Regions from separate parts of the Mus musculus genome. Here region 1 is linked to region 2. The links are chromatin contacts, found by Hi-C in ENCODE. All regions are on one chromosome and are shown on one strand. Each heading gives the region's core, a stretch centred on a gene start or an enhancer-like site at or near the end of the contact. The rest is flanking DNA. Distances are from core to core; before and after follow the strand shown.

What was found. A loop is a pair of places that touch in the nucleus more often than their neighbours do.
Region 1: a map of heart shows a loop between it and region 2 (4-fold over the local background). The contact joins the promoter of Gdnf here to the enhancer-like site in region 2. A Hi-C loop is called at or near these places in 7 of 37 maps with a recorded cell type or tissue (heart, mouse embryonic stem cell and mouse trophoblast stem cell).

The regions. Positions count from the first base shown.
Region 1 is chr15:7,813,343-7,819,070 of GRCm38, forward strand. Gdnf (glial cell line derived neurotrophic factor) reads left to right here and starts at 2,208. Exons shown (of 2, transcript NM_001301357.1): 1 at 2,208-2,423. The coding sequence starts at 2,273.
Region 2 is chr15:7,477,965-7,484,033 of GRCm38, forward strand. No RefSeq gene overlaps it. Among named protein-coding and RNA genes, the nearest start is that of Gm41262, 13 kb to the left of the region's middle. Within about 2 kb of position 2,418, at least 1 of the 3 ENCODE cell types and tissues checked has a DNase peak (open chromatin) inside an H3K27ac peak, as active enhancers do.

The DNA.
Region 1 (5,728 bases), core at 958-3,457, 340 kb after region 2:
CCCATCCCCACCCGGGTGTTGGGGGGGAGCAAGTGCCACCAATTAAAGAGCGGCTCAGAGAGGAGCGAAGAGCGGGTCCCGCGTCTCTCAGAGAAGAGTGTTCCTGCACCTCCTCGGGATTGGGGGCGGGGTGCTTTCGGGAAGCCCGATGCTGCCCGCTTACAATAAGATGGAGAGTCTCCTTTGGCGAGGCAGAGAGTGAATGTTTCAAGTGTTTTCCTCCTTTGCCAGCGTCGCCTCGCTTCTGATCGAGGCTCGCCATGTCCAATTTTAAAAGCTTTCCGTGAGCCAAACTGAGATAGATAAATAAATAAATAAATAAATAAATAGGAAAACCCTCTTAATGCGGAAGGGAAATCTGGTGCCTCCGCCGCTTCCTGCCGACCGGCACGGCGATCCAGGACCGCGCCTTAACCCCGCGCCTCCCTGCCGCTCGGGACTGCCAGCCATTTCGCACGCACCCGAGAGCTGGCAAAGCTAGCACCCCGGAGGCCTTGCCTTCCCCCCCCCCCCCCGCTCCCCGCTCGCGAAGCGCCTCTCTGCACTGCTGCGTGAGGGGCGGGAGCCAGGGGAGTCTTTTTTTTTCCCCCTCCTCTGGGGTGTTCGAGCCAGCCCGCGCAGCCGGAACCCCGGAGCTGTGTGGTTCCGTCGCTTCCCAATCTCCGAACCCAACAGCTGCGGAGAAAACAGACGCCCAAGGGATGGAAAATGAATTCGTCTCCGCAGCAGTGGGAGGTGGCAGCCGAATTAAATGCTTTCCTAGTGGCCTTATCTAGGGACCTAGACTGGAATTCTGGGTGGAGATTGTGAGGGGCGGGAGGGATGTACCCCGGAAAGGAGAGAGAAGCAAAAGCCTGGAGACTAATAGGAAAGGTGCAGGGAGGTGTGTGTGTGTGTGTGTGTGTGTGTGTGTGTGTGTGTACCTGAAAACTGATTTGCCCTCCCCCATTAAAAATGTCAAGACTGTTTTCTCAAAATGCATGATTTACCTGATTTGAGAATGCTCCCCAGCCAATTCCCCATGCTGGAACAACGGGACTTGTGAGTGACAGAGTACCACCATACCCGAAGTGATTCAATCTCTCTTCCCCCGTCTCTTTGGATGGGACTTTTCGCCAAGTGAACATAGCCTTCTTTATTAGCAAGCTCACCCCAGACTGCAAGGCCTTCTTCCTTTCTAGAGATGTGAGGTCTTAAGAGTCCAAAGGACTCGGTGTTCAGGACTCTTACTACGGTCCTGGGTCCTGGAGTAGCTAGGGGAACCGAAAGATAGCATCTCTGCTGAGAGGGACAGAATTAGGACCAAAACTTCACAAAGCTGCAAAACTAAAATCAAGGGCGTGTTCGGGTATACCACGGAGGGCTTTAAATGTCAAGATAGATCCAGTCGCCGCCTACTAACAGTGGTAAAACATTTATTGGGCACTTTCTGGACTTGTTCGTGAGTTAATGATCCTAAGAAGTGGAACTGGTATTTTAAGCCAAACCGATGCTTCCGAAGTTAAGTGACTTAACTTGGCACTTTTATGCAGGCCAGAGTCTGCAAAGTCACATGAACTTGTTCTGGTGACATTTTTTTCTTTCACTTAGCCAGGATGTTTAAAAGGTAGACAGAGGGAGGGCAAGTGTTTCCACCAAGCCTGAGCCTACACCCTGCCTAGTTAGAAGAAAGGTCCAGCCTGGGACAGATAGGTGAGCTTGATTTTAGTCCCAGAGGTAAAAAGCCTGTTGTTTGCATCAGCGAAAGGATGGCTTCCAGAGCTCACATATGGGAGTTGCTGGGGAGGGGAAGGGTGGTCTCTGTCTGTCGAGGGCCGGGCAAAGGTAGCCAGATGGGGGCTACCCCGTGCGCCCCCGCCCCCCGGGAATATGGGATGTCGCGCGAGCCAGTAGAAGCAACGGGCCCGGAGTTGTGGTATAAATTTATGTCCATAATCTGACCTCTGGAAGTTGGAGGCTGGAGGACCGAAGAGTGGTCAGCAGTGCACCCGTTGGGAATGCGAGCTGCACCTGGGGTGTACCAGGGATGAAGGAAGATGGGCGGGCAGTAAACCAGAACAAGGGCGGGGTGCTTAGGGAAGCACCGATCAAAAGCAGTGCGGGCGGAGAGGCTGTGAGTTGGGAGCAGGTTGGGGGGGGGGGCAGGGAAGTGGTGAAGAGGCTGCCCTGCAGTCAGCACCAGGGTCCTGGGCGTCTGAGCCTAACTTGCCTGGTGCGGTTCTCTTCCCCGCTGCCCGCCCGCGCAGGTGCCGCCGCCGGACGGGACTCTAAGATGAAGTTATGGGATGTCGTGGCTGTCTGCCTGGTGTTGCTCCACACCGCGTCTGCCTTCCCGCTGCCCGCCGGTAAGAGGCTTCTCGAAGCGCCCGCTGAAGACCACTCCCTCGGCCACCGCCGCGTGCCCTTCGCGCTGACCAGTGACTGTAAGAACCGTTCCCTCCCCGGGGGCATCATCCGGCGGACCCCAGGGCACCCTACCGCAGCATGCACGCACGCAGTCACCCGGGCCAGCCGGGAAGGTTGTGCGCCTCTCCACTAAGTGGGAAGGGCTGGGAGGCCCTTAAGGGTACTCAGCTGCATGCCGCTGCCCAAGGGTTTCCAGGCGCCTTGCAAATACAGAGGATGTGGAATAGTGTCCCTTTATCATTCTCATCAACAAATATCCCACTATCGCCACCATCACAACCACAACCAGGGCACACACACATTGCCCCCAACCCCTTACTTCCCTGCCCCTCTAAGAATACACAGCAGGATCTTTCTTTTAAGGCTATTTTACTGTGCCTTGCTAAAACCCTCTTGCATTTTCATCCTGAACTGCACTTGCAAGGAGTTTTGTGAGAAAGGCCAGCCAGAGAGAAAACACAGAAGGACCTCCATTTCCAGAGCTAGCATCTGCCTAGTGTCAATTCTGTTCAGAAGAGTTCTGCTATAGGAAGAGTCCAGGGTGACTAGTGCAAAGTGGACTGAAAGGGAGAAACGTTCAGAATGCACAGTGCTAACTCAAAAACAACAACCACAACAAACGCAGGGTACTCTTAAAACAAGTCTGTGATTTACTGCTCCAAAGCTAATGCCTTCTAGAAGCGAGCAATTACAACCTATCCTCCAGTCCTCAGAAGTCCATACGGGTAAAGTCAGATAGACAGGAAAGGAGTTACAGAGAAAATGAAAGTATCTAGGTTAAAAGGTGGCAACAGAAAAGTTGATACAATCTCAAAATACTCAGCGGCCACCCACCTCACCCCTTAGAACGAGTGGCTTTGAAGGTTTGCATTTGAAGTGCCCTGTGGTTATGACCACCAGGGAAAGCTTGAGTCAGCCCAGGACGTACAGAAACCCTTGGCCCTGGACAAGAAAACAGGCAGAATGTGGCAAGTGTTTCATTTCAACAACAAAAATGGCTTCTTGTATAAGGGTCAAAAAGGGGCGGGGGGGATAGAATTTTATAAGGATTTTGGGAGTGATTTGTGGTTTAAAAGGAACGTAGTTGGTCCCTTGAAATTCAGACCCAGACCTGTCAATTAAACTCATCTTTAAAGAGCCTCACTTCAATCCCAAGCTTAGGGCGTACAAATATTTCTCTGATTGAAATTCTAAATGCCCTCTGTTGTTGTCTTCATTTAACCATTGCAAAAGGGCAAACCAAAGGGACAGGGGCAGAGTGGCAGATAATAATAGTTCTCAAATTCAGGTATCAGTGGAGAGAACTCTGACTGTTTGATTGCATTCTGATTAATTCATGGGGGTTTAATTGCTATATTAGTATCCTGTCTACCGGGGCTTGCTTCCCACTAATTCTTCCAAGTTAATGGCTTTAGAACTCAGTGTGAACAGTTTACAGCTCCACGGAAGGAATGCCTTTCTTCTCCCACGTGCCAGTAGCTACCAGGATTGCTCCTTGGCCTCCATACTCCTGTCCTAACCATCCTTGGAGAATAGACTCATAAAAAGAGAGTGGAGTCTTCTAAGAATGCTAAAGGTTGTTGATACTGGATTGCATGCCAGGAGTCTAATTTAATGGGTTTGAGGTGTAGCCTGGGTGTTCAGACTTTTAGATGTTTCCCAGGTGTGTCTAGTGTTGTTCCCAAGGTTGAGTCACCAAAGTTTGATAACACCCTAGGAAAAACCTGAGGCTTCTGTGGGTTAAGCAGCCGTTTAGCAACCAAAATAGTATTGAATCCCATTGACTGCCTGGATCCCACTGGGAAGTGGGCAGGATTGCATCTCCCTTTCTCAAATGATACTAAAGCATCTATGGACAAGATTCTGACTACGATTTTGTTCAGGACAGCAGAATGCATCCAATTCTGCTTTGTCTATGGAAAGACCCAGTAGAACCTAGACAGAGAAATTACCCAAAGAGAAACTGAGCTGTGTTCTAAGCCAATTGACTTCTTTCCAGGTATGTTCAATTCGGCAGCAAGCTGTCAGTGCAGGGAAGGCAAAATAACGACAGTGTGCAGACTTTAAATATTCAACTAATGTCAGCACACCCCTAACACAGTGCTGACATTTATATCCTCACTGTACACAGAGCAACTGGCTAAGTCTTGTGTAGAAAACCATTAAATCATTGCATTTCATTTGAAAATAAAAGGTGCTATAAATTTTGGTCACTGTAGTTTCCTTCGGGTGCTTGGGATTTCATAATTAAGCAAAAGAGCCTCTGTCACAGTGACAGTCACTGTGCACTTTCCATAGAGACACTGGAACTGTGTCTTCCACTGCACACATTCACTCTTGAGACAGCATCTGTTCCCCTGGGTCCAGGACAAGTTAAACATCCCAAGTTCTATTCCAACATAGGAAAGCCAAGCAGATAGAATTAATAACTGACTTGCTTGTCTTGAGGTTGGCTATAAAATAAATGCCCCATGACCATTTTTAACTTACTCGGAAACTTGCTTGTAGCTTGCTTTTGGAAGCATCCAAGACTTTGTCTCTAGCCCCCTTGTTCATTTGTCTTTCTTCCTGCCTATCTTCTCCAAACGAAGATTAGAGATTGTGTGAGAGGTCTGTCGTTCAGGTGTCATAGCATTTTAAAGCTGAAACAAAAGGTTTCTGGTTCTGAGAGCTGAAAACATGAAATCCAAAGTGCCAAGTACCCCCGGTGGCAGTAGACAGGTCTTGGGACTCCGAGGCCAGTGTTTACCCAAACCACTAAGATACATTACGTATGGAAGGAACTCTATGGGGGTGGATGCCCTTCAACCAGTGACTAAAACTGATTGCTCAAGATTTTCAGAACTTATTGAAGATTCATTCATTATCGTCTTATGCTACATCTTGACTATCACTCTAACAACTAAAAGCATAAAATACGTACAATTTTAAATGTTTACATTCGTCAAATAATGTGTGCCTGTTCATTCCAGAGACTGACCAGAGTGCCACAAATATCTGGTATACGTAACACAGAGATGTCTCTGACTGTATAGAACATCCTTCCATGAATGTACATATTTGGTTCCAAAAAAATTAAGCATGAAGGAAACCTGGGCAGGTAGCATGGACTGAACTTGATTAGACACCAACTGGGAAAGGACTTATTAAGTGTGGTGGTAGGGCTATAGGTCAGTTGGTAGAGTGCTTGCCTCACATGCAAGAAAGTCAAGTTCCTGGGTAATTGGGAAAGGGCACCCAGTACTTAGAAAGAGGCTCTTGAAACTAAAATCTGTGAGGATAACTCTTTTCAGAGACACTGATCCCTTATTTGAGATCAGAG
Region 2 (6,069 bases), core at 1,168-3,667:
TGAGTGGACTGAGCTGCCGCTGTTGACTCCTGTGAACTGAAGTGCCGATTTCCTGACAACACAGATAGGATTTGCATCAAAGAACCCTTTCTAAGTAGGTCCACTTCCCTCAAATCCTTTCTTTTGCAATACCTCTGGTGGATAGTGGGCTAAAAGGGAGGCTAAAACATTTAAGAACTATCCTTAAAAGTAGGCTTTGAAAAAGTAAAAGTTACAAACATGAATCTCTGAGCCCTGACCCTTAACTTCCCTGATGTAGAGGGCAGAGTGATTCACATAAAATCGCAGCCTTGATTGGCAGAACACTTAAGGTTTCATATAGCTGTCCAAGGACAGAAATATACTCAAATCAAGTGCCTGAGACTCCAACACGAGAACCAGGTCTAACATTCCATGTCACCTCTAGGAAGGTGATTCCATCTACTGGGCAGCACATTTCTCCTGCCGGGCTTCTGGGCTGCCCCGAGGGGTTTCTGCATGTCTTCCAAAGCCCCCAGATAGCACTCGCTGGGCTGCTTTCCTTGGAACTAATGCTAAAGGCAGGTGAAGTATGAGCATCTAGCACCGATCACTGGCATCGATTAACAAGGAAACACATGGTGACTGCCAAACTTCGTATGGGCTAAACTGACAACCAGTGGGCTGGAGGGAGAAAGCAGCTCATCTATACTTCTAATGGCTGCTCCTCCTCCTGCTGAAGCCCCTCTGACCTTCTTGCTATCCTTACTAGTCCAAGTTTCATCTTGACGTGAGAGGAGAGCTGTCTCTCGACTCTTTCACGCCTTCAAGTGTCTAATTGAGGTCTGGCCAGAGGACTTCATTCCAAATCCTAGCCCTTCCTGGACTTCACTGATACTCGCCACTGATATTCCTTTTGGTGGCACTTAGGATCCTCTGGACATCCGATATTTTACTTTCTTATTTGTGAGCTGTCTATCACCCTCACTAGGATATAATAACTCTACATTTTCTGTGCGTATGTGTGTGTGCTCATTTATATATGTACAGGCAAGTGCATATATGTGTGTGGGTACAGAGGCTGGAAGACAACCTCAGGTATCATCCTTAAGAGCACCACCTACATACTTTGACATAGTGTCTCTCCTTGGTGGTTCCCAGTTATGCTAGGTTGGCCAGCCAGCGGGTTCCTCCTAACTCTGCCTCTCCAGCGCTAGTATTACAAGTCTCGGCCAGCACCGCCAACATTTTTGATTGGTTCTGGGATGGGAGTCAGGTCCTTATGCTTCCAAGACAAGATGTTTGCTGACTGAGTCCCTCCCTGTGATCCATATGTTTTGTATGCTTCCGATTCTCCAGAAAACGGTGCTTGCCTTTAATGCTCAAGGGATATTTGATGAATGAATATAGGAAGGGATGTATTCATTTATAACATTCCCCCAGATTCAAAGACTATGCAAGCAGCTTGTAGAACACAAGTCAGTACATACACAATGATGGACCTTCTGAATGTAGAATGCTAAACTTGAAACACAGAAACTATTTTTCTTAAGTCATTAGAGCATAGTGTTACCTAAGATCAAATGCATGGGGGGGAGGGTGGAGATCTGGGGCTTGAGGCAGATGCAAAGAGAGAGCTGATTAGAGCACTAGTAACCAGCTTGGGGCTATCTGGGGCTCTGCAAAGACAGATGGGAAGTTTTGCTAAGCAGGAGTTGAGATGGGGAAAGAAGCAGGAAGAGGGAGAAAACCAACTCGACCTTTCTTGGACCCCTGAGGACCTGGTTCACAGAACATCTCTAATAGAATCCCAAGAAGTTAGCATTTGTGGAGGAGGGCGCTGGAGCCAGCCCAATGGGTTTAGCAGCCAGAGTGGAGATTCTTTATAGAGGAGGTGAGCTCTGAAGCTGGCTTTTAAAGACAGGTGAGGCTCATCGTCTCAGGAGGGAAGTGGACAGAGCAGTTATTCCAACCTGTAGCAGCCTTGCCGGGCTGGCAGAAACTGGCCAGGGTGCTGCAAACACATAGCTGTGCTAGCAAATCTAAAAATACCCACCTCTCTCTATTTTTTACTTTACCTCCTGATCTCTTGCTCTTTTTTTCTCTCCCTATGTCCCATGTTCTTCCTTCTTTGAGGATCCTTTCTAGCAACACTTAAGACTTACTTCTCTCCTCTGGAAATCTCTGGCCAGCAGGGAGGGCCAGAACCTTGCTGGACTCCCTGCTGTTCAGGTACAGGTTGGCAGCAGCTCCAAAGGCCCCCCACCTTCCTGGGCTCAGTTCTTTCAAATGCCAATTAACAGGTGTCAGAGCGCCGGTCCCGACCTCTATCTACATAACAACCCAACTGCTTTGGCTCTCTACCCGCTAGCATAAATATCGTGGTGTTTGAGCCCTTGGGGCCTGTGGAGTTTACAAGTATGCTGTCAAGATCTCTTCATTGGGCTGGCGCTTGAAGTGCTGCCAAGCTGTGAGGGGACGCCTGTGCTTTCATGTGTTCCCAAGCACAGGCGGCCCTGGCTCCCAGAGGAGCCCTGTGAGGACCAAGTGTCGGTGTGAATCTCAAACAGCAAGCTGACATTCCGGTTGGGAGTGTGACAGTGCATGCCTGGGTGATGATGCCAGGATGGCAGGTGACATGGGTCACGGCAGAGGGGGAGAGTAACTGGAGTGGCTTCCAGTTACATGTCCTCAGAGCTCTGAAGGATGGGACCGGGGTCTGGGGAACAGTTATAAAATGATGTTACAAAATCCGGATGTGCTGATCAAATTGAGACCACTGAGATGGAGCCTTGAGAGCACAGATGATATCCCTGTTCCCAAAAATGGCACTGGACGTGGGTTAATCTGGGATTAATGACTTCGCAAGCCAGAGACACAGACCACAGTCAACCAGCAGAAACACTCACGCACACATGCACATGCAGTGGTGTGAGCTCACACAGGGGAGGGAAGGGTGGGCACACATTCCACGTGCCCTCGAAAGCTCTAGAGGAATGTCTCCTTCAGGGTACCCTCCCTCCCCCCAGCCTCCTGGGTGGCTGTTCCCTTCTGGGTAAACATCTGAAAACAGGGAGGCTGCCAGGGAGGAGAAAGAAGAGGAGGGTGTGGAATGGGAAGGGGTGGGGCATGGCGACAGGAAGAGCTCAAGAGATTCTCAAGTTGGGTGACTACCAAGGTTGGCTTGTCCCAGAGGGCAGTTGGGCCTCAGCCTGGTGGGTGGTGGAGGAGCAGGCACAAGGCTGGCTCCCACCAGTGGGGGCAGCATCTCCCCGCCTTTGCCACTCCCCCCCCCCCCCACACCTTGGTCTCTGCTCAAAACCCAAGGCTGAGAAAGTTTGTTGGGTTTGTGTAAAGTTATGCCCTCTCCAAAGAAAACAGTATCAGAGGAGTTGGGCATAATTTGACTAGTCTGCATTGGGATCTTCCCAGGAAGTTAGGAAAGCACTCACTCACATTAGGAGGCCTGCCCAGAGGCTGCACAGACAGACTGCTCAGCAACAGTGTTGTTCTATGAACCCTAACACAGAAGAAATACTTTCCTGATTCCCACACTTCTTTTGATGTTTGTCAGAGAAGTCCAGAATGTTCTAGATTTGAGATGCTTGGGGGAATCTAAGGCCTGGAGGTAAGTAGTCAAGTGCAGAGTATCACACTTCTTTGAGGGCAAAGAATAGATTATCAGTCTCTACTATGCCTTCTGCTATGATATTCCTCTATTCCTTCTTTTCTCCATCTTGTCCACACCAGGGTGTTTTACGGAGATGGTGGTTTACAGTAAAATGTGTCCTGGGGACTATTTCTTCCAGCCTGAGCTAGATTCTGAACTCCCTTGTCAGCAGAGGAGACAGGCCCTTACTTCCTCTCTGACCTGATTTAACTTTCCGTGTCTCTGTTAGAGTGCCTACCCTAGGCACTTCTGGACACTGTCAACTTAAGGGCAAACACAGTCCGTGCAGAGTTGAGCTGTCCTAAGAAAATGCCCGGATGAGCCTAACACAACTCCCAAAGATGGTGTTCTGTCCCTCAGATGTCAGGACTTAGAAGTCATGTGCTTCTTTGTGAAAGCCAAGATGACTGTAGAGGTGACATAGGACATTTTCAAAGTGTGAAGTCAGGTCCTTCAAAAAGAAATCTTGTCGAGTGGAAACAGAAAACAAATCATTTGCCCAAAATTGAGAAAGCCATTTATTTCTCTGCTATGTGATGGCACGGGGCTCTGTACATACAGAGACAATACTGAGGGTAATGGTTGTTCTAGAAAGTTCTCACGGGTCATTGTTTTATTCTTTGTACAGTCAATAGCTCTAAGGTGTCCAAAGGAGGGTGCCAGAGCCTCAAATCTTTGCCCTGTTTTGGGAGGACACACCGGTCAGGCATCTCGCTGATCATAATCACTTTTCTGTGTAACTGGACCTCCCTCCGTCTGGTAGTTCGAGCTACGGAAGGGCAGTACAGACGTGTGAGCTCTGTCTGTAACTGACGAGCTCTGCGCCTGGCATGCATTTGTGGAGACATTAAAAATAAAACCAATCTCATGTGAAAGGTGCGTGGACTGGAATTAGCCATCTCCTGACTGGTCACGCATTGAACTCGTCGGAGGTGAGCAGGGCAGAAAAGTGAGACAGGACAAGTCACTGGGCTGCGCCGCCCGCCAGGCCAGGGAGCCTGTCATAATTTATAATGGATTATCTTAGGAAATAGACGAGGATAGCTTGTGTTCAGGAGCCAGGAAAGACTAGTTAAAAAAAAAAAGTCATGTCTCGAAACCCATGACCCATTGTTATTTATTCCAAAAGATATTTAATGCCTTGACTAGGTTTGAATGAACTCAGGATCCTGTTCTCTGAGTGTGGACTTTGATGGTAACCAATAGCATCAACACAGGTCGATGGCACCATTTTCTATGCTGCTGTTGGGGCTCATATTTGCACCCCTCACCACAAAGGTCCATTTCTAAATTTAGTAGAATTTTTATACTTTAAAAGTGAATTTTTTTCCAACATAATATTTTTTTATTGATTACTTGGGAATTTTCCATCATGCACCTGAACCACACTCACTTCCCAGTTCTCCCAGGTCTACCTCCTCATTCTTGTGACAGAAGAAGAAGGAGGAGGAGGAGGAGGAGGGGGAGGAGGAGGAGGAGGAGGAGGAGGAGGAGGAGGTGGGGAAGAAAAAGAAAAAGAAAGAGAAAGAAAAAGGAAAAAGAAAAAGAGAAAAGGAAAAAGAAAAAGAGAAAAAGAAAAAGAAAAAGAAAAAGAAAGAGAAAGAGAAAGAAAAAGGAAAAAGAAAAAGAGAAAAGGAAAAAGAAAAAGAGAAAAAGAAAAAGAAAAAGAAAAAGAAAAAGAAAAAGAAAAAGAAAAAGAAAAAACAAAGAGAAAAGAAACAAGTTCAATTTGTGTTAGCCATATCCTCACTGGACTATGGTCAAACTCCCAGTGACCAGATCTTTACAGAAAGCTGAATCCTTCTGCACCCCCACCCCCACCCCTACCAGAGCCAACAATTTCAGAAAGCTACAGTTCAGCAATCGTATCACAATTTTTAAGACTTCTCTTCCATGGCTTCCTGTCTAGGCTGTTCCTTTTTTAGATTGGAGTTTCAAATACACAGACCACACAGAGGAGGACTTTGTTTCCCTCTGTGGCTTCTCTTTCCTTTCTGCATTATCCCTATTGTCCGTTTAATGTTATCAAGTGCTGTTGCTGTGTACTAGCTACATTCGGTTGTCTGGAGAGGAAAGAGAGAGAGAGATTGTCCATGTTGCTTTTCTTTGGATAACGTGACTGGGAATTACAGTTGTTTGCTTACTCAGAGGCCCTTTAAGAGGCTATCGGTCTCCTGAATACTGATAGGACAATTCAGAAATGGAGAGATTATAAGGAATTTTCAAGGACTTCCATCTAGTAAGAGGCCTTGCTCGATGAATAGAAATCCCTGTGGCTTTACCCTTGAGCCTAAAGACCCAGTCAAGGTCATGTCCAAATGTTGCCATCAATGGGCAGGAGCTACGATATCAGAATATCTGATACAGGGACAGACTGTCGCAATCCTGACTTCACCCTCCCTACTGCTTGAATCCAATTTTTTTTCCCTTGCACAATTATG